4 separate regions of the Mus musculus genome follow, and regions 2, 3 and 4 are each linked to region 1. Evidence: chromatin loops called from intact Hi-C (ENCODE). Cell type or tissue: heart. All regions are shown on one strand.

Evidence for each region. Peaks named below come from ENCODE experiments on the same cell type or tissue, not always from the same donor. Only the 100,000 strongest peaks of a DNase experiment are listed, where the experiment ranks them.
Region 2: it touches region 1 in a loop (2.2-fold over the local background); 5 of 42 quality-filtered maps call a loop at or near these places.
Region 3: it touches region 1 in a loop (2.3-fold over the local background); 6 of 42 quality-filtered maps call a loop at or near these places.
Region 4: it touches region 1 in a loop (2.2-fold over the local background); 11 of 42 quality-filtered maps call a loop at or near these places.

What each region holds. Positions count from the first base shown.
Region 1 is chr17:87,526,187-87,534,186 of GRCm38, forward strand. It overlaps Gm30984 (a long non-coding RNA gene), which reads right to left and starts at 4,910. Exons shown (of 2, transcript XR_877095.1): 1 at 4,496-4,910. In heart, a CTCF peak has its summit at 4,422 (motif pointing left); DNase peaks (open chromatin) are centred at 4,545, 5,575 and 6,185; H3K4me3 peaks cover 2,772 bases; H3K27ac peaks cover 4,335 bases.
Region 2 is chr17:87,374,245-87,382,244 of GRCm38, forward strand. Ttc7 (tetratricopeptide repeat domain 7) reads left to right here. Exons shown (of 20, transcript NM_028639.3): 20 at 5,605-7,526. The coding sequence ends at 5,826. LOC102632541 (a long non-coding RNA gene) reads right to left here and starts at 2,215. Exons shown (of 3, transcript XR_003952232.1): 1 at 1,564-2,215. In heart, no CTCF peak of the experiment used is centred here; DNase peaks (open chromatin) are centred at 1,827, 4,177, 4,877, 5,877 and 2 weaker places; H3K4me3 peaks cover 594 bases; H3K27ac peaks cover 5,672 bases.
Region 3 is chr17:87,471,196-87,479,195 of GRCm38, forward strand. It overlaps Gm30938 (a long non-coding RNA gene), which reads right to left and starts at 3,373. Exons shown (of 4, transcript XR_385891.4): 1 at 2,481-3,373; 2 at 1,472-1,564; 3 at 502-596. In heart, no CTCF peak of the experiment used is centred here; DNase peaks (open chromatin) are centred at 2,766, 3,136 and 3,236; H3K4me3 peaks cover 2,453 bases; H3K27ac peaks cover 3,483 bases.
Region 4 is chr17:87,458,510-87,466,509 of GRCm38, forward strand. Gm30794 (predicted gene, 30794) reads right to left here and starts at 1,850. Exons shown (of 3, transcript NR_168623.1): 1 at 1,350-1,850. Gm30938 (a long non-coding RNA gene) reads right to left here. Exons shown (of 4, transcript XR_385891.4): 4 at 4,845-6,424. In heart, a CTCF peak has its summit at 3,178 (motif pointing left); DNase peaks (open chromatin) are centred at 612, 1,092 and 1,772; H3K4me3 peaks cover 2,185 bases; H3K27ac peaks cover 2,755 bases.

The DNA.
Region 1 (8,000 bases):
CTCTCTCTCTCTTTCTTTCTCTTTCTTTTTTTTTTGGTTTTTCGAGACAGGGTTTCTCTGTGTAGCCCTGGCTGTCCTGGAACTCACTCTGTTGACCAGGCTGGCCTCGAACTCAGAAATCCACCTGCCTCTGCCTCCCGAGTGCTGGGATTAAAGGCGTGCGCCACCACACCAGGCCTAAGGATTGTTTCCTAAATAAAGACAATGTCCCTCAGCGTCTGTCCCCCATTTCAGTCCCTCCCCTTGCTTAGCAATGCTTGAAACTGCATTGGGTTGTACAAAGCATGAGAAAGAGGTCTAGGCACCTCCCCCCGTAAGAATTTGGGAGGGGCAATTTGTCCTTAGGAGTGATATGTTCCAGTCAGACCTAGGGAGTGGATTCTTTAAAGTTAAAATTGGGTTAACAATATTAGAGCTTTAGAGCCAGGCATGATGATGCTTCCTTTAATACCAACACCTAGGACACTGAGTCAGAATTTCAAGTTCAAGACCTGCCTGGGCTGCAGGATAGCCTGTTTCCAAAATAAAAATATTTATTAAATAGCACATGGAAGTTAAGACTTGGAAGTTAGTTAGCTAAACTTCTGAATGGGACCTTCTACAGGCCAGAGGAGTGGAAGCCAACAGTTAGATCTGAAACACAAAACACACCATTATTCCAGGGACCCCACTCTCATCACGGGGAGCTGTAGATCACTTTTGTCTGTGTCAGGTCATTCAGCAGGCCTGGTTGTCTGGATAGCTGAGCACTATATCTCATGTGCCAATGATAGCATTCAGGGCCCAAAGACACTCAAAAGTTATCTGTTAGATCAGGCTGTCGGTGCCAGGTCTAGGCCCAGCCCTTCTCATAATGATACCCAGGAAATCACAAATCTCCATCTAAAATATATACCAAATATATAAAATATATCCCAAGACTGTATGGAAAAGCCCAAATGATCATAGAAAGAATGAACTTAAAAGTGAATACGATATTTACCCAAGGAAGACACTCCAAAGTGACCCACAGAGGTCCTCCTCTGGTCTTGGGTCTTCCTGCCCTCCAGCAATACCAGGTTTTCCTGCCTTTGCTGGGAACACACCATTTCCCTCTAGACCATTTCCAGAAGAAGCTACTGGTCTGCATAGGAACTGACAACGAAGCAACTCAGCACCATCTTTCCGGGACCCTGGTTCTCCAACACACAGAGACAGACACACTCATGAAGGCACATGCACACCAATCAGCCCTGGGGTACAGTATGGCCCATCCCATAAGCCACCTAAACAAAGCAGGAATCATGAGATATTTATCAAACGGGGCTGGAGAATTGGCTCAGTGGTTAAGAGCACTGGCTGAGCCGGGCGGTGGTGGCGCACGCCTTTAATCCCAGCACTCAGGAGGCAGAGGCAAGTGGATTTCTGAGTTCGAGGCCAGCCTGGTCTACAGAGTGAGTTCCAGGACAGCCAGGACTATATAGAAAAACCCTGTCTTGAAAAAACAAAACAAACAAACAAACAAAAAAGCACTGGCTGCTGTTCTTCCAGAGGACCTGGGTTCAATTCCCAGCACCCACATGGCAGCTCACACCTGTCTGTAACTCCAGTTCCAGGAGATCTGACATCTGACACCCTCACACAGACACACATATAGACAAAACAACAATGAACATAAAATATAAAATATAAATATTTTATATATCAGATGAATGAGTGAGTGGAGTGGTGGTGAATGGACGGGCAGCCAACCTTAGAGTATGACACTACTTCTAGTCCAGGAAACCCAGTGCTTCTAGGACGTCACCTGAGACTCTGAGTACCTGGAGGAGTTCATGAGGAGACCATATGCACCTTTCCTCAAGTCCCCTCACCTCCCTCCTTTCCTCCCTTCCCTTAATCGAGGGCACTTTGCAAACCCTACATGCTAAACTTTCTACTGGGAATGTAGCCGATCCTCCGCAATGGTGAGCTGTGTGGTGAACAGAGGAGAGACAGAAGAAAGAGTGTGAAGATGACCCCTTCCGAATGCTTACAGTTTAATTTTCATTCCATTTATTTATTTACAAGGGTAGAGGTGGATGCGTGCATGTAGATATGGAGCCTGTGTGTGCCACGGCACAGGTGCAGGTGTTAGAGGGAGTTAGTTCTTTCCTTCTAGCACGTGGGGAGGCCCGGGGTCAAACTCAGGCGGTCAGGCTCAGTGGTAAGTGCTTTTCCTAGGTGAGCCACCCTACTGGCCCATGTTCACAATTAGTAGGTGAGAACAGCCAGGCAGGTACATAAGGGTCAAATAACACAACAGTAAAGCCCACTCAGGAACTCTTTGTGGTCAAGAGAATAGAATAGGTAGCCAGGTGTGGTGGCGCACGCCTTTAATCTCAGCTCTTGGGAGGCAGAAGCAGGCAGATCTCTGAGTCCTAGGCCTGCCTGATCTGCACAGTGAGTTCCAGGACAGCCAGGGACACCCAGAGAAACCCTGTCTCAGAAAGACAGGATGAGGATGGGGGTGGGAGGAGGAGGATAGGATGGTGACCGGTGAAGACCTAACATTCCAGATGTTCCAGTTGCTCTGTCAGTCCCCTGGCCAAAAGACCACGCCCAGGAAGACAGTTTTACCTTAAACCATGCTAAAAACACAGGCAAAACACTCTTTTCCTTCAATGAGACACCGTTACTTTTCCTTCCCACAATTCCCTCTCCTAGTGCAGAACCATAAAGCTCCGCTGGGTCCGCCTACCCTTCTGAGGCCTAAGCCAGAAAGTGCAACTTTTCCTTTTTTTCCTCCCCACAAACCCCTCTTTTGATGCTAGCCAGAACCTAGGAGAGCTTTTTGTGACAACTGTGGGCAACTGTCCCTGCTCTTTTTGTAATGCCCTGTCTCCCCCCCCTTACCTACCCCCCCACCCCCGCCCCCGTCCCCGACCCCTCCACACCAGCTCCGGTGGAACTCTCTCCACCTCACCGCTTCCTCTATGCAGCTGCTGGCGTTTACAGCTTGCCTGCCTTGGGATGTTTTTCTTTTCAACTCTAATAAAAATTAACCTCAACCTTCTACTTGAATCCATTCTTTAATCCTTTTGTTACTGAGACCAAGAACCCTAAGAGGGGACACTGATTTCCTCAGAGTCGTGAGGATACAAATGCAAGGACACCTGTACAAGAACAGGTCCGAGGGAGCGTGCGCTTCCGGTCAGAGCTGGGAAGACTCAAAGTCAAAGAGGCTTCCTGGAGGAGCCCAATGGGACTCGAAGCTGCTGTCTGGCCTGGCCGTCGGAAGCCTGATAGGGAAGAGGGGACAGGAAGCTCCGGGGAAGAACAGATCAAACAATGTTTTCTCAAGTAGATTTAATGTACACCACAGGCAATGTGCCGAGTATCTTAAGATAGGGTGAGGGAGGGACAGTTCTTGGCCAGAATCTCTAAACAAAGATTAAGAGGAGAAAAATAGTTTATTAAAAGTGTGGCACATGGGAGGTAGGGGGAGGAATGACTTCTACAAAGAGCAGTGCAATTTTAGGACAGGGGAAAGGCCGAAGACACAAGAACTAGACTCTTTAGAGGCAGAGACTGTGAAAGGAAAATCAGATTAAAAACAGGAGACAAGGGCTCCTCAATCTACGCTTGCTGCGTAGATTCCTCTGGTGCCACCTCCGGGTGGACGAGGGTCTCAAGTGTCTTCCATGATACCACTTTCCTGGTAAAGCAGAGAACAGAGACACCCATGTACATTTCCATCCAGCTTTTAGGCAAATAGGGGAGGGACCGTCCTCCTTGCATCTGATCGTTTACTCAAAATAATCCTTACGCTTAAATGGCGTGTGCCCCGGTGGTGGTGGTGGTGGTGGTGTGCTCTGCCACCCTTCAATAGGATGGGAACAGCCTCAAGGCTATGTAAGGGGCTTAGGCCAAGCACCTAGTGAGGCCCTTTGAGCAGTGAACAAGCCTGTGGTAAGGCCTGGCCTTGGGGCAGGGGTGAGGGGGATGTGGGGGAGTGGAGATGGAGGGAGACAGGAGGATGAGAGGCGACGCTCCTAAGCAAAAAGTCCTTTCATTTAACTCAAATAGGACTGACTGGTTCCTATCGCTCGCCAGGGTCTGAAAAAGTAAATAGGGCCCGAGTCCTACTCCAGGGGTCCCTAGCCTAGTGCTTAGTCCCAGGACTTTGTGGCCATTAGTGGTAGGGCAGGGGGCGAAGGAGGCTTGCTCTGGCATCTCTCCTGCCACAAACTAGCGGATCCTCACGGTCCTGACAATCGTCCCCTGGCTCTCACCCTGACCTACCTCTCTCTCAGCCACACCTAGAAGGAAAGGGTTGGCCAGAGAGAAGGGACTAGGGTGACCTTCCGGCAAATACACCTTGGGCTGCAGTGGGGAGCTGGGCAGGCGACGGCCGAGGGCCTGGAGCCCTCCCCGGATTCAGCAGCTCCCCTGCGCCCCCTGCCGGCCACCGGACGCACTCCACGCATCGCCGCCCCACCCTCCCGGCTTCAGCACCCCCTCCCCCACCACCTACCTCGGCTCCCGGGATAGGTTGGGGAGGGAGGGAGCCTTCCATTGTTCGGGGAGTGGAGGCGTTTCCGGAAGTTCCCTACCTGATGGGGACAACCGGGGACGTCCCCAGGCCAGAAATTTCTCCCTTTGGAATTCCAGAGGGGTGGGGAGGTGACGTTCTTAACGTTTATTGGTTATTAATGGGGTGCATTTCCCGGGCGAGCTAGGGGAAAGAACTTGGAAAGTGTCAAGGACTGAAGTCATTCATTTTTCTCAGTGAGGCTTTTAAATTAGTCCTCGTGTGTATGTCAGGACACGCCTGAAGAGGACTCGGAGCCAACTGTTGTGCCCTCGGAGGGCTAAGGAAAGGCTGTATTCTCCGCCCTTCCTTCATCTCTAGGTAGTGGAGCCACCATCCTCCAAGAAGTCTGCCTTATTCTTCATTACCTCTGTTACAGGCAATGTCAGTGCCTCGCTTTGGTAGGTCAGGATTCTCTGCTCATTTTTGGTAAATTTTTTTTTCTGTATCTGCAAGAGTCTTAAGCCCATCATTGTGTCCAGGGGCAGAAAGCCCTATCCGTGTGAGGCTGATATCTAGGGAGGAGAAGGGCACAAACAGAAAGAGCATCCCATTTCCTGTCCAGTCAAGGAGAAACTCCCAGTATCCCCCACGGTCCCCGTGAATTTGGCCCCACATACCCGAAGATCTTCGTGAGTACCCCGAAATCTGAGCCCTGGACGGTTTGCTCTCTGAAAGGTATCCAGGACGCCACTTAAGATCACGAGGGCTTTAAACCTCGCCAGTCTCTCCCTTTCAATGGCTCCCTATTTCCCTTACAAGAAAAGCCGAGCTGCTGGCCACTCACAAGGCCTCCCTGCTGCGTCCCCCATTCACTTCTCTCTAGTCACATTGTTTCTACCCTGCTATCCCTTAACTACGACGGAAATCAGCCTGGGCTCTGGCCCTAGGCAGCAGATCCAGGGAGCGAGCCAGAGTGGCGAGTGTTGTGATAAAGTCCACGTGAGTGCTCAAGGGAGGATAAAAGCCACTCTGGAAATAAATAAAAAAGGAAGCGTGAGTCAAAGAGATGGGTGGGGAGAGAGAAAGGCACTCCAACGGGGAGAACAGGGAGTGGCCTGGAGGCCGGCTGCACCCCAGTCCAGATCGGAGACAAGGACGGCAGAGAGCACGTTTCGATTCTGAGAGACTTGTTAGAGCAATGATAGCTGATTCCTCAGTGCTCCACGAGGCCTGAGAAGTCAGGGCCAACAGTCTGCTTCTAACCCCTGAGAGGGCATAGTATGAACTTCTGGCGTGTTGTCTCATCCCCCAGTCCAGTCGTCCCTGTCCACCCCCCACCCCCCAAAGGCTGGAAATAGTAGAGCACCTCTGGGTGATCCAACTGGGGTCCCGGCATCCTACTGCCTCCTCCTACCCTTCCAGTTGCTCAAACCCCTGCCTGAGCTGCAGAGGGTCAGAAAAAGTCCTGTGTCACACATCTCCATTGCCTTGACCAGGAGGAAAACCAAGTTTCAAAATGGCCTTATTTTGCAATCTGACTCAAAAGGGTGTGGAGTGGAAAATTATAGACAGCAGCCACCAAGGGACTTTGGCTTAATATAACTGGTGACCTGGGAAACGGCAGAGGCAGAAAATAATTTCTGCCTTCTCGGATTGAGGGACAGGGAGGGCTTTTCGAAGCAGAGTCAAAATAAAGACTTCCTTCGAGCCGAGGAAGCTCGAAGGAAGCAGGTCAGAGGATAGCCCTCCCACTTCCTTGCGCCTCCCTCTCCAGCTTTTCTTCATGCTTTCTGCTCCTTCGCCCCCTTCCCATCCTACCCTCTTGGCTTTCCAGTCTTTTCTTATCTCCGCTTCTTCCACCCCACCCCCATGCCGCCCCCGCCCCTGCTCGCTTCCCTCCCTCCTCCCTTTGATCTGTTCTTTCAGCTTCAGCAGCAGATACTTTAGCTCCTAACCACTTATTAACAGCGAAAAATCATAAATCTTATGCAAATATCAAATGAGCACCTGTCAGCGACTGTCTGTAACCCATCAATTAGTGAGGGATCCAGAAACACGCTACAAACAGAAGAATCCCTAAGCAGACCTTCTGATGCGATACAATTTGCCACTTGAGCCCTGTTGGTCCACGGGCAGTAAGCACATTTGCTGCGTTGTGTGGGAGCGTTCCTGAAGGACAGATCCAGAACTTTTTCATTATACTGGACTGAAGCTCCATACTCATCAAGACGATAACTCTCCATGCCCCACCCTCTGGTACTCACAGATGACTTCCGCTCATATGCAAATGTAAAGAAAACCATAAAAACCTTTGAAGATAATAGAAAGAAAAAACCCTCATGGTGTTAGTTTTGGTTATGGTTTTTGTTGTTGTTTGTTTGTTTGTTTGTTTGGATTGTTCTTCTTTTTGTTTGTTATTGTTTTGAATACAGAAAGAAAGGACCAGGCAGTGGTGGGGACATACACAGTAGGCATCTAAAACATTTTGAGTCGAAGGTTTGAAACTGCCAACAGATAATGCCAAGGGCACACACATTCTCGGATGATGGTGGCAGCCATGCACACACTGAGAGGACACATTTCAGTCCAGTCAATGTCCCAAATGCAGGTCCCTCACCCATGGACTTGACCAATATTGGATATTAAGGTTTTAGGTCTGAGGATTAATATTGTCAGTGTTAACAGGATCTTGAATCACCAGTAGACGAACCTCTGGGCACGCCTGTGAGGATTTTTCTTCACTAGGGTAGCCTCTGGGTGCATCTGGGAGGAACTATCTTGATTCTGTTTTTCTCTGGCCTTACCTGAAGAGATGGTCTGGATTCAATTAGTTGAGGTGGGAAGACCCATCTTAAAAATAAGCTACAGTAAACTGAGCGGTGGTGGCACACACCCTTAGTCCCAGCACTTGGGAGGCAGGGGCAAGAGAATCTCTGAGTTCAATGCCAGCCTGGTCTACAGAGTGAGTTCCAGGACAGCCAGGGCTACACAGAGAAACCCTGCTTGAAAAATAAAACAGTAGACTGCACTATTCACTGCCCTGGGTCTTAGGCTACACAAGAAGGAAGGCAGGGCGTGGAAGGAAGGCGGGGCATGAAATAAAGACAAGGCATAGTAGCACACTCCAGAGACAAGCAGACGGATCTCTCTCTGTGAGATCCAGGCCAACCTGGTCTACATAGCAAGTTCTAGGACAGGCAGGGATATGTAGGAAGACCCTGTCTCAAAAACAAAAAGAAAGAAAAAGGAAGCTAACTGTGCTGGGCAGGTTGTGTGTGGTTCTCTGCCACTGCTCATGCAGTGTGACCAGTTACCTCAAGCTCCTGCCTCTCCTGCTTCCTTCCCATCATCATGGACCACACCCTTGAACTGTGAGCCAAAATAAACTCACTCGCTCCTAAGTTGCTTTTGTCAAGGTGGTTTAAAAAAAAAAGATTGATCGATCGATTGATTGGTTGATTGATTACATATACAATGGTCTGCCTCCATTTATGCCTGCAAGCCA
Region 2 (8,000 bases), 150 kb before region 1:
CAACTGGGAGAGCAGGAAGATCAGAAGTCTGGCCTTTTGCCGAGAATGGGGAGGATGGGGAAGAGAGACGGGGAGGATGGGGATGGGGGGAGAGATGGGGAGGATGGGGAAGAGAGATGAGGATGATGAAGATGGGGGAAGAGATGGGGCACATGGGGAAGAGAGATGGGGAGGATGGGGAAGAGAGATTGGGAAGAGAGATGGGGAGGATAAGGATGGGGGAGAGATGGGGAGGATGGGGATGGGGGGAGAGATGGGGAGGATGGGGAAGAGAGATGACAAGGAGGATGGGGAAGAGAGATGGGGAGGATGGGGAAGAGAGATGATGAGGAAGATGGGGAAGAGAGATGGGGAGGATGGGGAAGAGAGATGGGGAGGATGGGGAAGAGAGATGACAAGGAGGATGGGGAAGAGAGATGACGAGGAGGATGGGGAAGAGAGGCGGGGAGGATGGGGAAGAGAGATGGGGAGGATGGGGAAGAGAGATGAGGAGGATGAGGAAGGGGGAGAGATGGGGAGGATGGGGAAGAGAGATGGGGAAGATGGGGAAGAAAGATGAGGAGGATGAGGAAGGGGGAGAGATGGGGAGGATGGGGAAGAGAGATGGGGAAGATGGGGAAGAAAGATGAGGAGGATGAAGATGGGGAGGATGAGGAAGGGGGAGAGATACTGTGGGGTAGCCACGGTCTGAAGCTTCTGTCTGCCAGACAAATTCCTTCTGTGGAACCGTCCTGACCATTTGACCCCCAGATGAGGTGATTTGGTTGTGCGTTTCTTTCCACTTCTCCCTGGAGGCATGCTCCTTGTGGCACACAGATGTGGGGGAGAGGAAGTCCTGGGCATTGCCTCTGTAGTAGTGCAAGGACAGGCCAGGGTTCAGAATCCCCCCGCGACTCCACCCAGCTTGCCTGGCTGGGCACAGTTGTCTTGTTGAGCCCCAGGATCCAGGAAAAGACTGTGTCCAGTGGTGGCCCAGGGTGTGGCCCTTAGCCCCGTGTCCCACAGGCTACCCATTCCTTAAATGCCTCTCCTCTAAAACTCAGCCTCATAATCTACCCCAGTCCCCAGCAGGTGAGTGGTGAGCCTCCACCAGCAGTGGGGCTGGCAAAGGCTTTCACTTCCTGGTCCTCTGTAAGCCATAGAGTCACCAGATGTGACCTGCCTGTGGGTACTCCAGAGCTTTTGGCCGCTTACCCTACAGACCCCTCTGAAGACAGATAACCTCAGCCAATCAGGGAAGACAGTTGTGCTGCATCCCAGAGACCCAGGAAGAGAAAGACACAGGCGTGGGTTTGGTCACACAAGAGCGACCAGCCACCAGTACTCTAGAAGACCCCTCCTAGGCTGGTCTAGTGACCCTGGGTACCTACCTTCTCAGCAAGGGCCTTTCAAGAAACCCAGGGTAGCATATCAACTGGACACTAGGTGCCCTTTGCCTCCGACGGGAAAGTAGAACTGGCCGGTGACTCTAGTAGCTGTGTTCTAGAAGGGGTATGGGACTCGACGGCTGTGTCCCCGTCTGGTTGGACAGGTTGAGGGAGCAAACCTGGAGCCAGCACTGACCTAGAAGCATGTAGTCTCCCCAAGAGTGCCTGAAGAAGACCCCTCCAGTGCAGTGGCTCCTGAACGCAGTCCCGGTGGCTTCAAGCGGGGCCTCCAGGGCCCTGCCGACTCCCGCAGCCTCCCGGCTGATTCCCAGCTTCCCGGCTGGAAAGGCTGTTAACAGAATCCCAGGAATGTGCCTGGAGCTCAGAGAGAAAATTCCCAGACTAGCTTCTATAAATACTTCAGGGCAGGGGTGGGGAGCAGCGCCCAGCTTGGCCCACAGCTGGCCTAGCACTAAGGACCACTTCCCGGGTTGGGCTCCCTAGAAGACGTAAGCCCACACCCCCTCGGGACCTTTCTGCTACGCCTCCGTTCTTCTGACATCATGAGGCACTGAATTAATGGGGTGAGAGTGTTAGTGGCAAAGCCTAAGAAAGGGCTAAGAAGGCCCTTCCTTCTTTTCCACACCCAGCTATGGCCTCAGTTCTACCCTGAGGCTCAACAGACAACGAACTCCTAACAGGAAATGCCCCGCACTCTCAGTCTCCAGACCTCGGCCAAGTATAGGCCCCTCAGACTACAGGCCTCCTGAGCTCACTGAAGCAGGAAGTCCAACCCAGGAAGCCCTTAAGGCAAAGCCAGGCATCCTTGGCTGTGGTGTGTGTGTGTGTGTGTGTGTGTGTGTGTGTGTGTGTGTGTGTGTGTGTGTGTGTGGTGTGTTGTGTGTGTCCAGGACCCTCCCACCTGGCTTCTGTTGAGAGCTGCTGCCTTGCTTAGAGCAGAAAGGCTGGCAGGGAAGTCAGTCTCTCTCTCCCCCCCCCTCTTTCTCCCTGGAACACAAGCCGGGAAGGTCCACAGGAGCCCCACGGTTACCAACTATGATGTGGAGGTGGTGTCTGACCTCAGGAAAGGCTTCCTGGGAGAACAGAGCCCTCAAAGAGTGGTGTGGGCAGGAGCCCTTCTGAGAGCTGAGGAAAGAGGCACTAGAGATGGGAATTTCTGGAGACTTTAACCATCGTCCTGTCTGTCCCAGAAGCCCCTGTGATGGCTGTTTGTAGTCCAAGTGCGTCATGCAAGTACAGTGTTCCACGGGCATGGGTAACTTTTACATGGCTGCCAACTCCCTGTGAGCGGGCAGCCCAGTCATGGCTCCACAGTGAAGGGTCAGAAACTAAGGGCCTCTTCACAGAACTAGATCCCTCCCAGCAGATGAGGGACAAGCGGGGACAGAGGGGGGGACTCTGTGGGGACAGACTGTGGATTGAACTGAGACACCAGTTCTGTGTTCCCACCATCTCCCTGGAGACCTGGAGCCAGTGAAGTGTCAGGAGGGTGCTGATGGGCCCTGGGGGCAGTGCCAGGCTGGGGACAGCAGGTGAGACCTTGCATCTTCCTGTGCTTGGGTCCCACCCAGTTGTCAGGCAGCAAACAGCACTGGGTTGCTACCAAACACAAATGCTGCTGGTGTCAGGGGCAGGTGGCCACAGATCCTGTTACAGGCCCTGGGCCTCCAGGCCTTAGCCTGACCCCATCCTGGCCTGGTGTCTTCTTTCAGGTTCTAAGGTCAGCATGTTGGGGTGGGGGTGGGACATGAGCCAGTTCCACTGCACAGTCCTTCCTAACAGAGGACCCTGCCATCTCCTTCCGTCTAAGGAAGTGGACAGTACTGGCCTCTCCGTGCCCCATGCCCGCTGTGGCCTTCCTAAAGAAGTTGCTGTTGTTTGCTACTGCGAGTCTGGCTGCACCTTCTCCAGATTCATCCTTCCAGAGTTCTCAGCAGCCCTGTGAGGAAGGACTCCCCCCAACCCCCAACTGACCCTCCCCCTCCCCCTCCCTCTCCCCCCAGTTTACAGAGACCCATGTCAGTTTGCTGAGGTCACAGTGCATGTCAGTGGCAGAGCTGGCCTTCTGGCTGCTAAGCCCTGGCCTTTGTTCTCTACTGAGGCGCACGTTCAGCCTGCAGACACATCTGGCTCCTTCCCAAACACCCACACCTTCTCTCTGCCAGCCTCCCTACTTGTTAGGCAAGTTAGGCAAGCGGTGGCAGCGCAGCGTACCACAGAGCTCCTTCCCTGCTCTCTGTTTATTTCCATTTGGTTTCCGCTAAGTTCCCCAGGCTAGCCTAGAACTCTCTTGCCTGGTCAGGTCTTCAACTTGTTATTCTCCTGCCTCAGCCTCCCAAGTGGCTGGGACGATGGGTTTGCACCACTAGACCCAGCTAGAGATTGGGAGGTGAGGGGGGTGGACTCTTCTTACCAATAAAGTTTCCTGTGGAAGGCAGCTCCAGAAAGAAAGCGCAGAGAAGAGAAGCAAGTAGACCCGCCCCACCACCACCCCACACCCCACACCCCACACCCACCCCTCTGACAGGCCCCGCTGGCCACCTCTATCCTCAAGCACTCCCTGTGGGTAGCATTGAGAGGCTTCAGAGCGCTTGGTTTTTGGTACTTCATTTTGGTGTCTGATAGCCATCGGCTAGAACCTTCCTTCCTTCCAGCCTGTAGGCCCTGTTCCATTGTGAGTGAGCTACTTAAGGTCCTGCCCTGGCCATGTGGGCAGAACTGCGTGGCCTGGGCACTACTGGCCGGACAGACGCTGCCTGCCGCTGGTTCTGGTAACCCTGAGTCAGCACTGCTGTGTGCATCTGGTCAGCCCTGTGTGCCGCTACTCCCTGCCCCCACCTGCTGTTCTCCAGCCTCAGCTGAGGCTACCGAACTCCTGGGTCCTTGGGTGTGTCTATGCTTAGGGTCATAGGAGGGTGCCACTCGACGAGTCGGTTGTGGCCCCAGGACCTCCAGCCAGCGCCTCTGGAGACAGAGCTTTCCCCAGTCCTCCTCAGCACCCTCTCTGCTGCCTAATTGGTCATGTTCCAAGCTCTCTTAGGATTTATGAAGTCAGCCATGTACATCTTTCCTGGTGCGTCTCCATAGCAACCAAGGGCCTAACTCTAGGGAGCTTGGGGAGGAGGAGGAGAATAATCCAGCTAAAAATGTGCATGGCCGCCAGTGGGCGGGCTGCAGAGAGGGGGCTTCAGGCACAAAGACAGCTCCCTGCCCCCACTCTGGTCCCCTGCCTCCCCAGGAGATCAGGGTTGAAGATTTATACCTCCACTCTTTGGAACAAGAGAAGTGCTCACTTCTCAGCATCCTGGGATACCTTCACAGTGGCAGGTCAGTAGAATGGTACAGAGTAGCCTTTCTGGGACCTGGAGCCTTCCCCGTGCCCACACCCTGTCCCTTGTCCTTGTCCCTGGGAGGATGGGGGATGTTCAAGACTGCCGGTTTCACTTCCCACCCGCTTTGTGACAATTCCTGGCACTTCCTCTAGCTTACTCTCTTCAGTTCTTTGCAGTGGTCCTTTGAGCTAAAACTGCAAAGCCATACTTCCTGCTCTTGACCGAAGGGGCCTTGGATAGCTGAGTCCCTTTTCTCTCATTCTCTCAGCAACTGCTCTGTGCCCTGATCCACTCCCTCCAGCGCCCGCCCGCCCTGGCACCTGTGAGCGTAGAGTCTGCTGGCTGCTTGGTCTCGGGACCCAGCAGTCCCCGGGGGAAGATGGGCTGCTGAGGCAGGCAGACAAGCACCCCCTCTTTGTCACAAAACTAGATAACCTTCCTGCTGTGGGTGCCCCCTTGGGGTGAGGGGCAGCGTGGCCTGGGCACTACTGAGCATGCTCCAGTCTTAGACAGCTTTTCGTCCACTGACTCATTCCTGCCACCCGGCTTAGATGCCCAGGCCCTGATAAAATGCATTATTTTATTTTTATTTTTCCATTTGTTGAAGAGTGAGTTGGAGGGCTCAGAATTCCCCACACGGGGCCACTCAAAATCAGGTCTAGGCTTAAAGGCCCATCTTTTGAAGACAAGAGGAACATAGCTACTACAGGTTAAAACAGGGCTTGGGCAGGGTCGGATGGGTTTTGCATAAGTAAAGGGCACAGTCATTTGTCTGTGGCCCAGCCAGACCTGAGGGCCTCTCTGGCTCGCCCTGGTTGCTAAGCTCTCCCCACCGGCTCTGGAGGCCCAGGCCTGGTTAACCTCGTCCTCTGCTTCCTTTCTAGGGTCTGATGCTGAGTCAGCTGGGCCACAAGAGCCTGGCCCAGAAGGTGCTGCGGGATGCTGTGGAGAGACAGAGCACCTTCCACGAAGCGTGGCAGGGCCTGGGGGAGGTGCTGCAGGACCAAGGCCAGAACGAAGCGGCCGTGGACTGCTTCCTCACAGCCCTGGAGCTGGAGGCCAGCAGCCCTGTGCTGCCCTTCTCCATCATTGCCAGAGAGCTGTGAGCCTCTGCAGCTGCAGCTGGCAGCCATATACTGCCTGCCAGGGGCGGGGCGGGGGCAGCAGACACAGGCAGGGGGCAGGGAAGGGCGTGTGTCCAGATGTGGGGCCTCAGGGAATAGATGACAAGTGAGCACTTCCACTGGCTTCCATGCCACTTCTCCTCCCACACTCCACACCCTGCAGGCCCAGCTGGGCCTAAGCTCCTGACTGAAGCTGGGGGGACAAGATTTGCATCCAAGGCAAACGCCTCGCCTCCCCCAGAGACTGCCGGTTGCTGGGCACCTCTTAGATAAAAGGTGTGTCTGGGAGCCAAGCCCCTTCCTTGGCTTCCCCCACCACCCCGGGTTTCCTGGTTTGGGATGAACCAATCTTGAGTTTGTGTACCACAGAGATGAGTGCCTTGGGAGACAAACTGGCTTGAATCTCAGCGACTTCACAGAGCTGTGAGCAGACGTGCCGGAGAGCCCCGGATACATTTCCCCATCCGATCTCAGGGCAGTGCAAAGCTTGAAGCCTTGCCCAGGACAGCCACAGCTTGAGGTCCCAGATACAAAGAGGGACAGTGGGCTCCTGGGCTCTTGTCAGCCTGAATTGGCCCTGTTGATGCCTGGTGTTTCCTTTATGGGGAGGTTGCCTAGAGGCTACATGTGATTTCTCTGTACCACCAAGTGCCTTTTGGACTCATGTCGGCCAGGCCTCTAAACACCGTCCCCCGTCTTCCATTTTCACTCACTGTCATCTCCCTGGAGACACGCCCCAGTCAGTAGACTCCGTGGGCCCTGAGCCGGTGGCCTCCAGGATACGCCTTGGAATACAAAACAGGGTTCTGACGTAGCCATTCCTGGTACCTTGAGTACACAGTCCCTCAAGTCTTTGGACCCGCCCACTTGGGTGAATGACATCCAAGTGACCATTTATAGGCCTCAGCCCAGTACACCTCATCACCCACTGCCCAGTTTTCATCTTAGGCTTTGCTGAGTGACCCCAAAGCCCCAGCTTGGCCTTTTGTGCTCCCCTGCCTAGATTCCCACAGCGGCCATGCTTGAGGAACCTGACAGCCTGCCTCACCTTTCTGTGCCCGCGTGCTCTCTGTCAGGTCGCTGGGCAGCTGTCCCTCCCTGGCTCGTCAGCCATGCACTCTGGTTTTGAAACTTTCCCTCAGGAAGCCATTCCCCAAGGCCTAGCAGAGAGTTCCTTCTGTCTCCCCTACTCTGGGTAGAGCTCCCTCGGGTTCACCTTGCGCTTGTGTTAGAATGTGTCAGGGGTCACCGTGCTGACCACAGTGGCCTTGCGGAGAAAGCCGTTGGAGTCTGGCTCCGTGGTGGACTGATGTACCCTGCTTGTCCCCTCGTGTCTCCAGAGAGCTGGTGCCTCCTGGCCACAGCCACAGGCCAAAGGGAGGCTATTCAGTCCTTGGTTGAAGGGTCTCTATGTGTATATGTGTATGTGTGTGCATATATATATATATGTATATGTATATATATGCTAGAGATCTATATTTTTATGGAATTCTGTTAGAGTAAAAAAGAGAAAAGCAGATACTATTGGCTGGCCTTGGAGGTCAATCTTGGCAGTGGGAAAGACAGCAAATGTGTGGACTGACTAAGCGTCCTCTCTTTGGAGGCCCTAGGAGGCAGGCCCAGTGCCTGACAGTGACTTTGGAAATTGAATAAAAGACCCTTGGAGGGGGACAAGACTGTCTGAAGAGTGTCCAGTTACTTGATGCTCAGCATAGAGCAGTGACCCGGGCCCTGGAGAAGAGACCCTGTCAGAGGAGAAACCCAAAAGGCAGGGCTGAGGGAAGGAGAGTGGGAAGAGAGAAGAGGCCCAGCTCCGAGAAGGTTGATTCCTATCGGGTAAGCAGTAAGACTAGAGGTCAAGCCAATGCCTGCAAGTTCTCGGGGGAGGTAGAGGGGTCTGGGCCTGGCCTGTGTCCCGTCTTTCAAATAAGCCTGCCCAGTAGGCAACCTCGAGGATTGGGGGTGTTAGCACTCAGGCATCTCTACTGCCCAGTGACAGCAGAGCAAGTCATCACTAGCTGCCACGATGTGACACATTTCTACTGTGGCCACTAGTTGGACATCCTCCCGTGCTCGTGTGCTAGGCCAGTCCCTCCACCCTCACCCAGAGGCAGCCTCTGTAGACTGCTCCCTGATACACCTCGCATGTGAGATCT
Region 3 (8,000 bases), 55 kb before region 1:
GTTCAGACCCCAGCATCCTTAACAGGTGGCTCACAGCTATCACAAACTCTAGCACCCAGGCATTCAATACCCTCTCTGGCTTCTGTAGGGGCCAGTATCTACATGATGCTCATACATGCAAATAGACACAAATACATACATACACACCAAATAAAATAAGTCTTAGTGGATAGAAGATCTCCATGTGGGACCATTTAAAATGTTGAGCTTGGGTGTATGTTAAGCCTGAGAATCACAAGAGAAAGACCGGTTCCACAGATACTAGAATCCTAATCTTGTAAGTCATAATAAATCTAAATCCTCAGTGGATTTACCGTATAAGCCAGGAGACACTATCACTATCCCTGTCACTATCCCTGTCACTATCCCTGTCACTAACCCTGTCACTATCCCTGTCACTATCCCTGTCACTATCCCTGTCACTATCCCTGTCCAAAAAGCCCCTAACTCTCTCCTGCTTCCTCTCTTCCTCCATCCAACCCAGAAGTCCTGCCTACTCACCCAGTGATTGGTCCCTTTATTCATTGGGGGTGGGGTGGAGTTCACAAGAAGTCACCTGAGTATGCGACTCATCCGTTTGGTCCAGACAACCCTTCCTGAGAAAGCAGAATTAACATCAAAATACAGGCATCACCAGGGCCATTCACAACAAAAGGGCAAATCCATTAGACTGCCATAGTTTTCCATCAGGGCCAATCCGGGACAAGCACGCATCCTAACATATTTCCTGCCTCGGTACCTCCTGTCTACATGTGACCAAGCACATCTGGTTGGTGCAGTTGGGTCAAACAAACTTGTTTAGGGGAGTGAAAACATGAACAATACCCCCTCCACCCCCGGAATTCAGGAAGTGTCTGCCTTTGGGCCAGTGGTTTACAGGTTAGAAGTATTTTTATTCCATGGATTTCTTAGGCACAGTAGTTAACTCTTAAAACGTAAGCTGGTGATCATGTGAAGTGGTGCACACCCTGAATCAAGATCTCAAGATCAAGGCCAGTGCGGATCCTGTCTCAAAAGAACCAACTAACCAACCAACCAACCAACCAACCAACCAACCAACCAATGTCTGTAACTGAGAAGCAGTGATAGTTATATGCCATTTGAAACAGCAGGTATCTCCTGGGCTCCACACTTTAAACTGGCCAAAATGATAAATGTGGGTTTTATCACAATGGAAAGGGGAGAGGGGGCCTGCAAGATGACTCCCTTAGCAAAAGCATTGTTCCCTCTCTGGGGTCCACAAGGTAGAAAGAGAACTGACTCTTGTCCTTTGAGTGCCATGCATCTCTCTGTCTCTGTCTGTCTCAGTCTCTGTCTCTTTCTGTCTCACAGACACACAGACACACACACACACACACACACAAAATCAATCAATCAATCAATCAATCAATTGTACAAAAGCCCTCTGAGAGACTAATTACACCACTACCCTAGAGTAGCCTAGTTGGAGACTTGGGATGATGTCACTTACTCAGTCACCATGAATGGCGGGCGCATTGTGTGCCAAGTTGTGCCGGCATCAATCACATGGAGAATAAAATGCCCAGCTCCCAGCCTGTGAGAGCTAATGGATGGACAGACACAAAAATATATAATTTTTGTTTTTGAAGAAAGGTTTCTACTATATATCCTGTACTGGCTTTGAACTCATGATCTTCCTGTCTCAGACTCTGCAGGGTTGGGATTACAGGCATATACTATCAAGCCCAGATTAATAGGGGATTTTAATCCTGGGCATTAAGGGAGAAGATGTCAACACGCTCGGGATGTTTGATCTAGAATACTTCGGGAGGGTAAGGAACACCCAGCACATTCCTAGGCGGTGAGTAGGACTTTCCCCACGAGGTGGCAAGAACAGAGGAGCCCTCCAGACAGAGCAAGGCAAGGCAGAAAGGTACAGAGGAGGTGAGACATCTGGTGGCTACGTCAACCTTCATCAGAGAACAAGCCGTTCCACTGAGTCAAGAGAAGAAGAAAATTCAAGAGAGGAAAAGTGGTCACTGGAGTCATATCTTCAGCCAGATCAAATAAAACAGAGGCCGGAAGTAACCACGGACTGGACAATGGAGACCATTCTCGGGCCATTCTCAGGCTCTGCACATTTTATGTTCCTGCGAGGCCTTGAGAGTGAAATTTGTCTAGGAAGGAAGCCACAGCTCTGGAAAGACAGCACTTACATACCCAGGAGAAAGACAGCAGAGATAAATGGAGAGAGACTGAATAAAGAGAGAAGGGAACAGACAGAGTTGCCAAGGCGGGAGGCTCTCAGTGGGACCTGGCATATTAGGAGACCCTGGCTTCTCCCAGATATGGAGCAGGGGTTACAAAAGGGAGGAAGATACGTTCCCTGCTGGGCCAGAGGAACAAGTGCTTCCCCCTCCCCTTTCTGTTTTCCCGGTGAGATTTAAGGGTGAGAAATACTCTGAAAAGCCAATATGGGAGAGGGTGAACTCGCTGCCAGGGAGTCCGAGACGGCTTACCAGGCTGCTCAGCAGCCCGCTGAGGCTGCAGATGACTTTGTAGTAGCGCCAATCTGCGTGGGCTGTGATTTTCTCCAGCAGAGCTCCTGAACCTGGGAGCCCAGATGTCAGGGTGGGGGCTGTGGTGTGGAGGGAGAGCTAGGGTCCCGCCTCATAGGGGCGGGGCTGAGGCGAAGGGACCTAGCAGGGGGAGATGGTTTGGGAGGCTGAGGGGCTGGCTGGTGAAGCCTAGGCTAACAGGGAAGGGAATGAAGTGTGTGGGGAGGAGGGAGGGCGTTGACAGTGCATGGCAGTAGCTGGGATTTCTGGAGGTGGAAAGCTGAGCACACTGGGAGTTGCGAGTGGGCGGGCAGGGAGGAGGAGGCCCTGATCACCGTGGGCTGGGGAACAATTCAGGCAATATGTAATCAAGTGCTAGCGAGGATGGTTGGGAATCTAAGTGGGCTTAGGGAGGTGGCTAGGAATGAGAGCTGAGAGCATGGATCGAGGACAAATCCAGCGCTAGGCAGACTGCCAGCTAGGAATTCAAGGTGACAACAGAACAGCCGATGTCTCTATGCCTAGGAGTCCCTGGGCAGATGATACCTCGCAGAGGACATGGCCTCTGTAATGTCAGTGAAGGAGGAGACTAAAGCATGGGAGAGACTGGAGATTCCGGAGCTCTGCCTGTGTATAGCCGGGCACTCTGGGTAGCACTTGCCATCGGCGCCGCCCTTCCTCCTGCCTCTCACCACGGTTCTTCAAGCGCGTCTCTGACGCTCTTCCCACATCACGTTCCGCTCAGCCTTTCAAAGAGCCAAACACTGTATTCTCACAGGTCAAGGCCGTGGCTTTTGAGGGAGATAGAAAAACAGTCTACAGCATTTTATATGGCCTATAGGAGCCTGAGAACAGAGAGGTTAAGCTCGTGGATCAGGAGGGAGTGGGACGGAGGGCGGGGCGGGGCAGGTCAACCCGATTGTTAACCCGACTGGGATGGAACTCTGATTTGATTTTTTTTCTTTCCTGCCTACTTCCTGGTAACCCAAACCCTGAGCCTGCTTCTATTTCCTTCCTACATTCTGGGCTGGAGTTAGAGTCATCATTTCTGGGACTCTTTTGTGTAACACTCATCTCCTCTCTCTCTCTCTCTCTAATCCCACTACTTTGGCCCAGGTGAAGTACCCCACAGTCCGGTCCGGTCCGTGCACTAATGACCGGAACTGAGGTCAGCTCAATGCTTTCTCATTTAAATTTCATTCCAGGGGTGAGAATTTGCCGCAGTTTGTCCCGGAATGGGCCCCAGGCACACTCTTTTAGAACCTGCTTCTAAAAGCTGTTCTTCCATGTCTGGGAGGTACAACATAGCCTTCCAGAAGACTCGCCCTTTGTAATCTTACACGAACTGGGCTTGATACTTAATGTTAAAATAACTGGAGATTCCATATTGGCTACGGGGTGAGTGGGGGAGGGGGACACCAGCAGCCACAGCTGGAAACGCAGCTTCATAGTAAAACACTTGTCCGCCATGTGTGAAGCCTCGGGTTCAATCCTCAGTACAGGGGATATGTATGTATGTGTGTAGTGTCTCAGGTGTATACACAAGAAGCTATTATTTAAGAAGTCAGTACAGCACTGACTTCTTAGTGGGTTTTTGTGAGGCTCCTGGTTCCCAGGCCAGTGGGCTTGGCAGGGAAGGGGTTTGTTCTGGTTAGTTGGGTTTGAAGTAAGAGCTCTGGAGATGAGGTATACAGATTCTTGGAAATGTCTCCCTTGGCTCAGTACTGCCTTGCTTACAGATCTCCCTGGGTCTTGCAGTAATTGCCCTTGAAGGTGTTTGCTTCCTGGAAGAAGCACACTGTAAGTTATAAAAACAGAAAACCAGGATATTTTTATAAGAAGCTCAGTTTAGTTTGGGGGCGGAGGCAGGCAGCTGAAGGACAAAGTGTGCCAGCTGCAAACTCGTCAAGATCGCTAGACTGTACGGTACTGTAAGACCAGGAAGGCCCCCACCCTGCGTCCCCTAGGGTGGAAAGATGGGAGACAGTTGTCCCAACCCCCACACGCGTCCTCCCACACCCCACGCCCCACCCCCCACCCAGGCCCAGAGACTTCCTTTCTGAGGCCTCAGATGCTCTTCGAATTTGTTGACACAGAAACAGAATTTTCCTGGCTTTTTCCGATCTTATCTTTCATCCCCACTCAACTAGACCTAAAAGAGCAAATGTACACAAAATCCACAGTCGACCCAAGAAACCCTGCTGGGTACCTCCCTACCGCTGATGCAGCGTGACTAAGATAAGGCTAACCAAGTTCACCCACAGGGTTCTGTGCACTTCCTTCCTTCCTTCCTTCCTTCCTTCCTTCCTTCCTTCCTTCCTTCCTTCCTCCCTCCCTCCCTTCCTTCCTTCCACATCAACAGCCCCTCTCAGGTTCAGTTGGGTGATCATTCACTGACATTTTGGAATTAATTCCAATGCCTATGTGCCCTGTCTTCCGGAGGTGTTTCTTTTGGACAGAAGAGATCAAGAGAAGCAAGGGACTCATTTTTATGTCTCCAAGACATTACTACCATTCATTAAGCATCTACTGTGTGCCTTATCCTGAACCGGGTTCTTTGCACCATCTAAACAGTGAGCTCAGCTTAAACTGACTCCATGTCTGTAAAGTATTTAGCGCTGTATCTGGCACATAATGCTGAGTGTCATCTGGGTCTAACTATCTAAACCTGAGGCAGGAAGGCTGAGAGTTTGACACCACTCTGAGCAAAGTAGAAAGTCCCAAGCCAGTCTAAGCTACACAATGAAAGCCCCCAAAATCAAACACAAACAAGAAACTTGTTGCTCTTGCAAAGGACCTGGGTTCGGTTCCCAATACCCACATAATGGCTCACGACCATCATTATCCACGTTCTTGGGATCCCACAGGCATGCAAAGTGTACACCCCTTTATTCAAACAAAGCATTCACAGCACAAAGTAAATAAAGAGAAATTTTTAAAGAGGAAAAATATCTATGCTGATGAGACAGGTGTTACAATATCTCATTAAAAAAATTAAAAAGAAAAAATATACACTGGGCAGTGGTGGTGCATGTCTCTAACTCCAACACTCAGGAGGCAGAGGCAGGCAGATCTCTGAGTTCGAGGCCAGCCTGGTCTACAGAGTGAGTTCCAGGACAGCCAGGGCTACATAGAGAAACCCTGCAAAAACCAAACCAACCAAGCAAAACCACTAATTTGTTTAGAGTGTGTGTGCCTGTGTGTGCAGGTACATCTGTGTGCAGGTACACACACACACACACACACACACACACACACACACACACACTGATGCATATGCATATGGAAGCAGAGAATCATGTCCATTTGATTAGACCGGCTGCCCAGCAAGCCCTGGAATCCTTCTACTCCACCTCCCCAGCTCCGGGATTGTAGGTACACAGTACCATGCCTGACTACTCAGCTCCCCAGCTCCGGGATTGTAGGTGCACAGTACCATGCCTGACTACTCAGCTCCCCAGCTCCGGGATTGTAGGTGCACAGTACCATGCCTGACTACTCACCTCCCCAGCTCCGGGATTGTAGGTGCACAGTACCATGCCTGACTACTCACCTCCCCAGCTCCGGGATTGTAGGTGCACAGTACCTTGCCTGACTACTCAGCTCCCCAGCTCCGGGATTGTAGGTGCACAGTACCATGCCTGACTACTCACCTCCCCAGCTCCGGGATTGTAGGTGCACAGTACCATGCCTGACTACTCACCTCCCCAGCTCCGGGATTGTAGGTACACAGTACCATGCCTGACCTTTACATGGGAATTGGGAACTTTACCGTCTAACCCAGTGGTTCTCAAACTGGGTTGCAACCCCTTTAGGAGTTGCATATATCAGATGTCTACATTACAATTCATATTAGTTGAGGATGTATCCTGTCCAAGGCTATCCTGGCCTCCATAGCAAGACTTTAAAAACCATGTTTATTTTGAAAAACAATTCTTTAACACGAGCAGCCTTTCCGTCAGATTTCTCCCTCATTACCTCCCAGAGAAATGGAGGCTTTCTCCCAGCTGCTACTTACAGCATCTTATTGTCGGGGAAGTGACAGCCTGTGAAGAGAAGAACGTCCCCGGAGCCCGAGAACGTCAGAGGCAAGCTCCAGCATAAGCCTCTTTGATTTATTCCTGTTCCCAAGAGGGAGCTGGGAAAGAGATGACACTCGGTCTATTTTCTTCTAGAACACGACCCACGGCCGAGTGTCTGGTGAGTTACGACGGCGCTCGTCCACGCCCCACCCACCCCTTCCTCACCCATCCAGCCTGGCACTCTGTCATTTGATGCAGCCCCCATGCATTTCCTGGAAAAGGTGTTTGGCTTCCTCTGACAATGGTAGGAAACTTGGTTAGAAGTTAGTGTTAACGAGGTCACCTTGAATTAGCCAGACAAGACAATCTCAGAACAACTTCCTGACTCCGGGACTGTCTAACTCCTGATTGAGTCTGTAGGCCTACAAAGGCAAAAGCCGACTTATGACTGATGGCTCGGCTAGAAAAATAGCCCAGATTCTATTGCCTAAGCTAGGAGTGATAGTCTCTTTATCCACTCTGACAGGTACAAAGGACAGCAACACACCCAGACAACTCAGGGACTGCTTGCCCACTTCTAGACAGGAGAGGAGTCTAAATGGCATGAGGAAGTCACTCTGAGGCTCCTTCTAGGCTGTCTCCATTATCCACAATGATTAAATAGAGCTGGCCCTGCTCAGTTCTTAAATCACACAGGATACCTGGACTTTGTTGCGCTACCCCTGAGTAGCCATGCTACAAAAGCTTTTCTCTCCATGTGGAAGAATATTGGTCCACAAGGCTGGGTGTGGTTTTGTTCAGCTTTCTCATGCACCAATATTATTTTTTCTGTCGAATCTCATGCCTGGAGCTAACGAAATTCAAAACTGGGCTCCCAATGCGTTAAGGGCTGGCTCTGTGGTCTCCAGGATCAGAGTTTCCTGAGTGAGACGCTGGGGAAGCCTGCCCTGGAAGGGTTGAGCGGACCATATGCAGCTCTCTCCCTCCAGGCCTCTGATCGCATCAGACTGCCAGCTGCAGATGGGCTCAGGTGCTGGGCACAGAGCCCAGGCTGGAGCAAGGCTAAATGCAGCCTAAGGGATAGACAGGGCTTTCAGTAGAATCTGAATGCAAGCCGGGCGTGCTAATGCGCCTCTGTTATCCCACCCCTCAGGACATTGGAGCAAGAGGATAGAGAGTTCAAGGCCAGCCTGGACTACATAGAGACTTCTAGGCCAGTATGAGCTACAGAGGGAGACCCTGGCCTCAAGCCCAAAACAAACTAACAAATTCTGGGACTTTGTCTGCCAGTAGGGAGGGGAAGCTAGGTCTGTAGAGAGAGAGGAAGGGAATCTATCTAGGAAAACAATATACGGAAATCAGAAGGTTGGAGCTAAAAGTAAACTCAGAAAGCAAGCAAAAAAAAATCCCAGCCAATAGATATTTGCTCAAAGTATCAAGACAGGTCAGTCGAAAGGGG
Region 4 (8,000 bases), 68 kb before region 1:
AAGCAACAAATCAAGCCATCTCTCTATAGAAAGCCATTTACAGCTCACTGGAAATTGGATTCATAATCTTTAATAAAGGCTGTTTATACCCATGATGAAGGAGTTGTGAATAAATAAAACTGAAAGCAATGATATATTAGCCCCTCAGCCTTTGTGTGTTTACTACACTGTAATCATTCAGACCCACGGAAGTCAGATTTGTTTTGCCAGTTTCCTAAATTCAAACCAAGTGAGCTCTTGGCTCTTACACAAAACCAATTCATACTATCAAGTGACAGCAAAAAAAAAAAAAAAATATTATACTGCTGCTCCCTACATATGCTCCGATCCTCTTAAAATGGCAATGAAACAAGCTGACCCCGGGGAACATGTCATACCCAACCAAGATGCCAAAAAGGAAGCCCAGGGCCTGCTTAGAGCATAAAGAGCCAGGCTAGCATTTTATGGAAAAATCTGGATGACAAAGCCTTTTCCTCTTAGCAATCACAGCTCATTAACATCATGGAATCAGTGGCTGGAAGCGGGTGGAGGGCTTGCTGTCTCTACCTGGCACTATCAGCTGCAGACCAGCGAGGAGACTGTTTAACCAAGTCCCCAGAACAACAGGATTTGCCTTGGCAGCAGCCCCATTTGGGTTGAATCTCCCTGCTTCCTGCTACAGACCTTCTGATCCACTCTCAGTTCCTGGGATGGCAGCTTCCCCAGGAAATACAAAATACCTTCCTCTTGAAAGCTGCATAACCTCAAATCTTCCTCAGGGCTAGGACTTCCAAGACACCCGGTCCTGCCGTCCAGCTGACTAAATGACTTGATGGTATTTTTCTTCTCTAGAGTCTTTGCTGTTTGGAACACTATCTGCGGCCATGTGGAACAGACTCGAGACTTGACTTTATATCTGCTTTCTATCTGCCAGGCACTGTCCTCCGTTCCACTCTGCCTTGTTCTTGGTTGAGAGGACTGGAGGGAAGTGAGAAGCGCGCTGAGTCCTGGGGGGGGCGGGGCGGGATGTGGGAGGAAAGGCAAACAGTGGGTGTGAACCGCCCAGAGCTGCCCAGGACCAAGAAAGGAGCATTCTCTCTGTCTCAGTCACCGGACAGATATTTCCCGAGCTGGCACTCTGTGCACAGCACAGTACGCAGCTGAGCATGACTTTCAAGGACTTAGAGTTAGGGCTACCGAGGCTTTCAGCTTTTCGCCTGGTTGAGTGGGCAGGGACAGAGAAACAGACCTCAGAGGCAGGCAGCCCAAGCTGGTGTGAATACCTCGGCAACACATAAATAGCTGCGGCCTCTGAGTGGCTTCTCTGAGGTTCGATTTCCTCATCTACAGTGAAGGATAATAATGTTTACCTTGGAGTGTTAGTAGGAGAATGAGAGAGTTTGTGCATGTGGCTTGGTACCAAGCCACCCTCTCTCCACCATCCTGACCTCACTGTCCCAGACCTTATCCAGGACAGGACATTTGTCATCCATCCAGTATTCTCCTTTCTCCAGGTCATCCTAGTTCCGTGTCATCGTTGTGAGGCCCAAGAGAGCAGGGGATATAGCTTGCTGACTTGCCAGCTCCGTATTTCCCTGTGGGGAGCAGTGGCTCTCCCTCTGGCTCCTGAGCCATTCTGAAATGGAAGAGACACATGGCTCTTCACTCTTTCCGGAGCTCTCTCTGTTGCGTTCTCTGCTGTGTTCGGGCTTGCAGCCAGAAAAAAAGCCCACATTTCCCTTCTTGGTATTTCTTATACCCCCACACTCCTCAGCCCTATGGAGGGGAAGAAATCAAGGCTGTGATAGCATCACGCCTCAGTAGCCCCAGCAGCCATCCGCAGTCCCTTATGAGGAAGGGGACAGGACATCAGCCAGCAGTTTCCAGTTACTCTGCAGCATTCCCTTCCTCTGGCATTAAACCAATGCAGTGTTCTGAAATTTATGGCATTTCTCAAGTACCACGCAGACGCATTTACAGAACTCAGCTCGCCTGGTCCTCTAAATCCAGACACAGGCTGGATTCCTATTAGCTCCAGCTTACAAGTGCAGAAACTGGAATTCAGGAGGTTAAGGGGAATCAGGAAGGCACTTAGGCTGGCACTCAAGGACCCCTGGCTGTCCTGTTCACAAGTCCCACCCCCTGGGCTTCAGCCTTCCTCCTCTCTAGCAGGGAGGGAGGGAGGGAGGTCAGGGCTTTGCATTCAGTCTTCGGTTCGTTCCTTTCTGTTTTCTGCCTTCACATTACTTCAGCCTAATGAACCAATATCACATTCGCATTTCTCACTCTGCAGACATCTCCTTGAGACCGGTTCCCTGCAAATCCAGAGTTACAGAATTGCGCTGACAGATTAACAGCCTGGCTTGGGGGTGAGTTTAAAATAGAATCCGAGATGATCTAAATCAAGAATCCTTAAGCAGAAGTTCAAGACAGGAGACTTCGGAGGAGACTGCTGAGCCCTGAATTACATGTACATATAATTATATGCATGTGTATATGCCTCTTCCTAAGACAAGGGTCCAGAACCTCCACCACGTTCTCAAAGAGGTTTTGAACCCCAAAGGATGAAGAACTGGACATGGTCTAGCTAAACCCAGAGCCCATGTTACCAGGTTTGCCCCTGGCTGTCCTGTGAAGCAGCACAATTTGTGGTAGAGACATCCCAGAGCTAAATACCAGAAGCTGAAGCTGAGCTCTGGATCTGGCAAATGTTTTAAAGACTCATGAATTATTAAAATGGCTAATTAAGTCAGCCCTCACCCGCCCGCCCGAGAGTATCTGCTTTCCCCTCACCGCTGAGCTCACAGCTGAAACTTCAATCCATCCCATGCTGCAGGGCAAGGTCACTTGGCTCCTTCCTTGCCGGCCTAAGGAGAACTAGGAGCAGACTGCTGCGTCTGCACATGCCTGCTGGCCTCAGTGTACGAACCTGGAGGTTCCGACCCATTGGCCTCAGTGTATGAACCTGGAGGTTCCGATCCATTTTCTCTTCTCTGCCCACTAAAATGCAGGCAGTTCTCCAGGGAGCTCATTGCTACACTAAACCCACACCGTTTCTTCTGTTGGGCACACTGGCCTATGTCAGCCAAGAGTGTTCCTTCATCTTCCTCCCTTGCCCAATTCACCTTCCCAACAGGACACTATAAATGAGTGGCCTGGAGCCACAACCACTTGCTGTTCTGGGAGGGAGCGCTACTTCCCTCTGCTGGGTGACAAGGGTCTCCATCTCCTCCACTTCTCCATGCCTAGCCCTGCCATTGGGAGAGCTTTCCCTCAGGACGTTGCTCACTCTCATTCTGCATTCACATCCCTTTCTGGTTCCACTTCACTGGGGAAACATCATTGCTTGTGCCAAGCTAGCTATATTTAAAAACCAGATTAAACAGGAAACCTTCTTCTTTCCTACCACTCCCCATCCCCGGTCTTCAAAGATGATCACTGTTTAAGAAGTTCTTTTGTAAAATGGTGATTTGGAGCCCACGTAGAATGAGAAACCACACAGTCACCTCTGCCCCAGAGCCCCTCTTCCCCAGCCTGTGGCTCACAGGTGGCATTCACACATTACCAGCCACATGTGCAGAGGTGGCTCTACCCCTAGGTGAGAGGAACACAGATCGCTTCCACTGCTATCCCCCAGTCACCTCCCCAAGTGGAGGGTGGCAGAAACCACAACATAGGAGAAGGGAGAGAGGCCTAGCAGAAGGCAGGATATCAGGGGACAGGGAGTAGTAGATCCTGACTCAGGACCACAGAAAGTCAAGATTCCGTTGTCCCCTTAGACTTCATTTGCAGAACACAATACAAAAGCAATAGCAAGATTTCCCTGATGGCAGCCAGGTCTGGTTGCGTTATGCATTTTATAATCACAGGTTTAGCAGGCTGGGGCAGAAATACCAGAAGGTTAATGCCATGCTCACGCTACATGCAGAGTGACTTTGTGGCCAACCTGGGCTACATGAGACAACAAAGCAAAAACAACAACAAAGAATTCAAGATGGCAACAGCAGAATCCTAAACCTCCTGTGTTAACCTTGATGGGGGGGCGGGGGAGCCTGCACGACCACTGTCACCCCTGAAGACAACCTGCTTGCCAATCTGTTCCCAGGAAATTTTAGTGTAAATTCTAATCTGTAAAGATTCTGAAGAATGTAAGGACTCAGAAAGTAACTTAGTTGTTATGCCTGCCACCCCTTTCTGCACCCACAGTCTTGCACAAACATGAAATTCATGCCTTAGAGATATAATCCCACAGACATGAGGAGAAAGACCATTGACCCAAATCGTCATGGCCAAATTAATTAAAGAAAGATTTTGTTTATTCCTGTTAATGGGTTGTCTCTCCCTAAAGGCAAGGTTCAAGAGATTAGAATTAGATATGGGTAAGATAAGTTTTTTAAAAAAATATTTACTTATTTATTTTATATTTATGTGTATACTGTAGTTGTCTTCAGACACACCGGAAGATCACATTATATTGCATCAGATCTCATCACAGATGGTTGTGAGCCACCATTTGGTTGTTGGGAATTGAACTCGGGACCTTTGGGAGAACAGTCATTGCTCTTAACTGCTGAGCCATCTCCCGAGCCCCTGATAAGGATCTTTATAGTTGAGGAGTAGGGGGTTTCCAAATGTGGTAGGCAAATAGTGGAGAGTTACAGAAGCAGAACATAGCATAACACATTGGTCATAAGAGCCTCCTGAAACAAACACATGGTTGCAAGGTGGTCATAACAAGTTGTTCATAACAACATTCTGAACCAAGGCCATGACTGTCATTTCCCAGAACAGGCAAAGCAGAACCATCTGTCGTTAAGGTTACAGGTGGGTTGTAGCCCAGCCCTTGAGAAACAGAGGTTTACTCATACACAGGAATGAATCTAGTTTACTGTTACTATGAGATGGCTTCCAAGCCTAAGATGGAGACAGACTGATTCATCAGAGACATGGAAGTATATCTGTAGGCAGAGTAGTAAAACAAGCCACAAAGGCACCTATTGGGCATAATCGACATGGCCATCAGAAAACAGAAAGTTCTGGATTGTTGTTCTTTCAAAGTGTGATTTAGCTGTGATTTGCCTCCCGTCTTCCACCGGAGTCATTTTTCTTTTTAATTGCCATTCTAAAAACTCAAATTAAAAAAAAAAAAAACGTTTGTCATATCAGCAACGGCTGAAAGCCAATTGTTATCCATCCTATCAGCCCTCCTGGAGGAGAGGCTGTGACTTCACACTTGGGATGCAAAGGTGGCGTTCATCACTGGGAGCTATGTCTCTCTCTCTCTCTCTCTCTCTCTCTCTCTCTCTCTCTCTCTCTCTCTCTCTCTCTCGCATCTTTAATCCATGACTGTAGCTGAGTAGTCATCCTAAAGAGATGTTTGAGACGTTGATTGATCGTATGGGCACTGGCCTGGACCAGATCCCATGATGGATAATGCGAACAGTCCTGGTCCTCAATTGGAGGGTTTTTGAATGAAGCCACCTTTGAAGCTGGGTTTCTGAGCTTGCCTGGGCAGCGTCTGTTTGTCCTGATGACAATGACAATGACAACGACACTGTGTTTCTGAATTTCTCTTTTAAACATCATTTAAACATTTGGGCACCAGGATGACTCAGAGGTAGGGGAGTTTACCAGCAAGCCTGATGCCTCCTTTTTTTCCCCCTGTGGGTTGTTTCTCTGGGCAGATGAGGAATTAAGCTGCAACCTGAACCCCCACTGAGCCAGTATTTGTCTCCCTTCTCCTTTGGTGGGAGGTAGAAATGAATCTCGTTTGAGAGAGCCTTTCCTTTAGCCCCTCCACTGAAATACCCAAGGCTAATCCTGAAATTATATTAAATAATGAGTCCCCATCTTTTTAGAAGTTTGGCTTCATCTTGGCCTCTCTCGAAGAAGCAGAAATTATCTCTCTTTCCCCTTCTAATGGACATGAAGCAAAGTCACAAAGGAGGAGTAGAAAGGAATTGGTAGAAAAACTCGGAGCCCTGGTGAAGGAACCAGCTGTGTAGTCAGGGTTTCTTTAGCAGGCAAAGAATGTCTGCAAAGTTCTTGTTAGGCCCCTCAGAGGGCTCAGGATCCGCAGAGAGACTGGAATTCTCTAAGTCTAAGGAAACTGGTTTATATTTTTGTTTTGTTTTGTTTGTTTTTTTCAATATAGGGTTCCTCTGTGTAGCCCTGGCTGTCCTGGAACTTGCTCTGGAGACCAGGCTGGCCTCGAACTCAGGGATCCACCTGCCTCTGCCTCCTGAGTGCTGCGATTAAAGACATGGATCACCATCACCCAGTGGAATATTTTTTTCCTTCTTTCTTCATCTTCTGTATTTCTTTTTAAGTAGAACAGAACAAGATGAACTCTCGCCACAAGGTCAGGTGCTTTCTTTCTAAACCACAGTACTCATTTCTGGAAGTTGCCGTCTTTTTCTTCAAAGAAAATCACCATGTCAGGTCTCTGTGAAATAAGGGAAAAAAAGACAACTTTAGAGGAGGCAGTGACTGAGCCAGGCCAGGGCAACGGTGGCTGATAAGCATTTGTGCACAATTCTCAGGATGTCACAATGGCTTCCTTTCCAAACCCTTCCCAGGAACTAAGAAAACAAAATGCTATTTGCCAATCAACCCATCAATCAACATTTTTCAAGTAAGAATTAAGAGTATAAAATGGCACCCCACACTTATAATTCTAATGTTTCAGATCTTAGTTTTTAGAATCCGAATGAGAAAACCGTGTTACCTGGATTTATCTGTTTATGTGTTGGGGAGGGGGTCATGTGCATGTGTGAGGCATGTGTGTGTGGGGGTCAGAGGATAACTTTCAAGAGACATTTCTCTCACCGTAGATTTGGAGATAAAGCACGGGTTATACAACCTAAGTAGTGTCAATACTACTACTACTACTATTATTATTATTATTTATATTTTGAGACAGGGTCTGTGTATCCCTAGCTGCCCTGGGACTCTTTTTTTTTTAATTATGTATTTTCCTCAATTACATTTCCAATGCTATCCCAAAAGTCCCCCATACCCTCCCCCCCACTCCCCTACCCACCCATTCCCACTTTTTGGCCCTGGCATTCACCTGTACTGGGGTATATAAAGTTTTCGTGTCCAATGGGCCTCTCTTTCCAGTGATGGCCGACTAGGCCATCTTTTGATACATATGCAACTAGAGTCAAGAGCTCCGGGGTACTGGTTAGTTCATAATGTTGTTCCACCTATAGGGTTGCAGTTCCCTTTAGCTCCTTGGGTAATTTCTCTAGCTCCTCCATTGGGGGCCTTGTGACCCATCCAATAGCTGACTGTGAGCATCCACTTCTGTGTTTGCTAGGCCCCGGCCTAGTCTCACAAGAGACAGCTATATCAGGGTCCTTTCAGCCAACGCTTGCTAGTGTATGCCATGGTGTCCTGGGACTCTTTATGCAGACCAGGTTAGCATCTAACTTGTGAGAGAATGCTTTTGCATTTGCTAAGGACTGAGATTATAGGTGGGCATCGGAGTGCCTCGCCATTAACTAGGACTTAAAAACCAACGGTTTCATAGGGAAAGGCCATCCTCAGAAAACTGTGAAAATAAAGGTCACAAACGTCACTGTCATCCTGAGAGGTTTGCTCCTGGGTCTTCCATTCGCCCACTGTGTAAGCTTTCAATGCCTCTGACTTTGATGTCTTCAAGGTGATATGAATAAATAAGACCCACCCCCAAGGAGCGGGGCAAGAGGGAACTGAAATGAATTATAAAAACCGCTTGGCACAGTGTCTGCCACATAGTAAATGCTCAGTAGGTTCAGTTATTATTAATAGTGATGTGGTATTAACAATTCATGAGGAAAGTGACCCTTACACCCCAGCAGAGCAACTACTGCCCCAGGCTGGAGGGAAATGAAGAGCGCTATGGTCGGTACTGTGTATGGAAAGAGCTCTATGGTCGGTACTGTGTATAGATGATGCAATTCTTCAAAACATCTCAAATTCTATTTTCGCACAGAAAGAAACAACAGAGACACAGAGAGAAAAGAACTCAAAAAAAA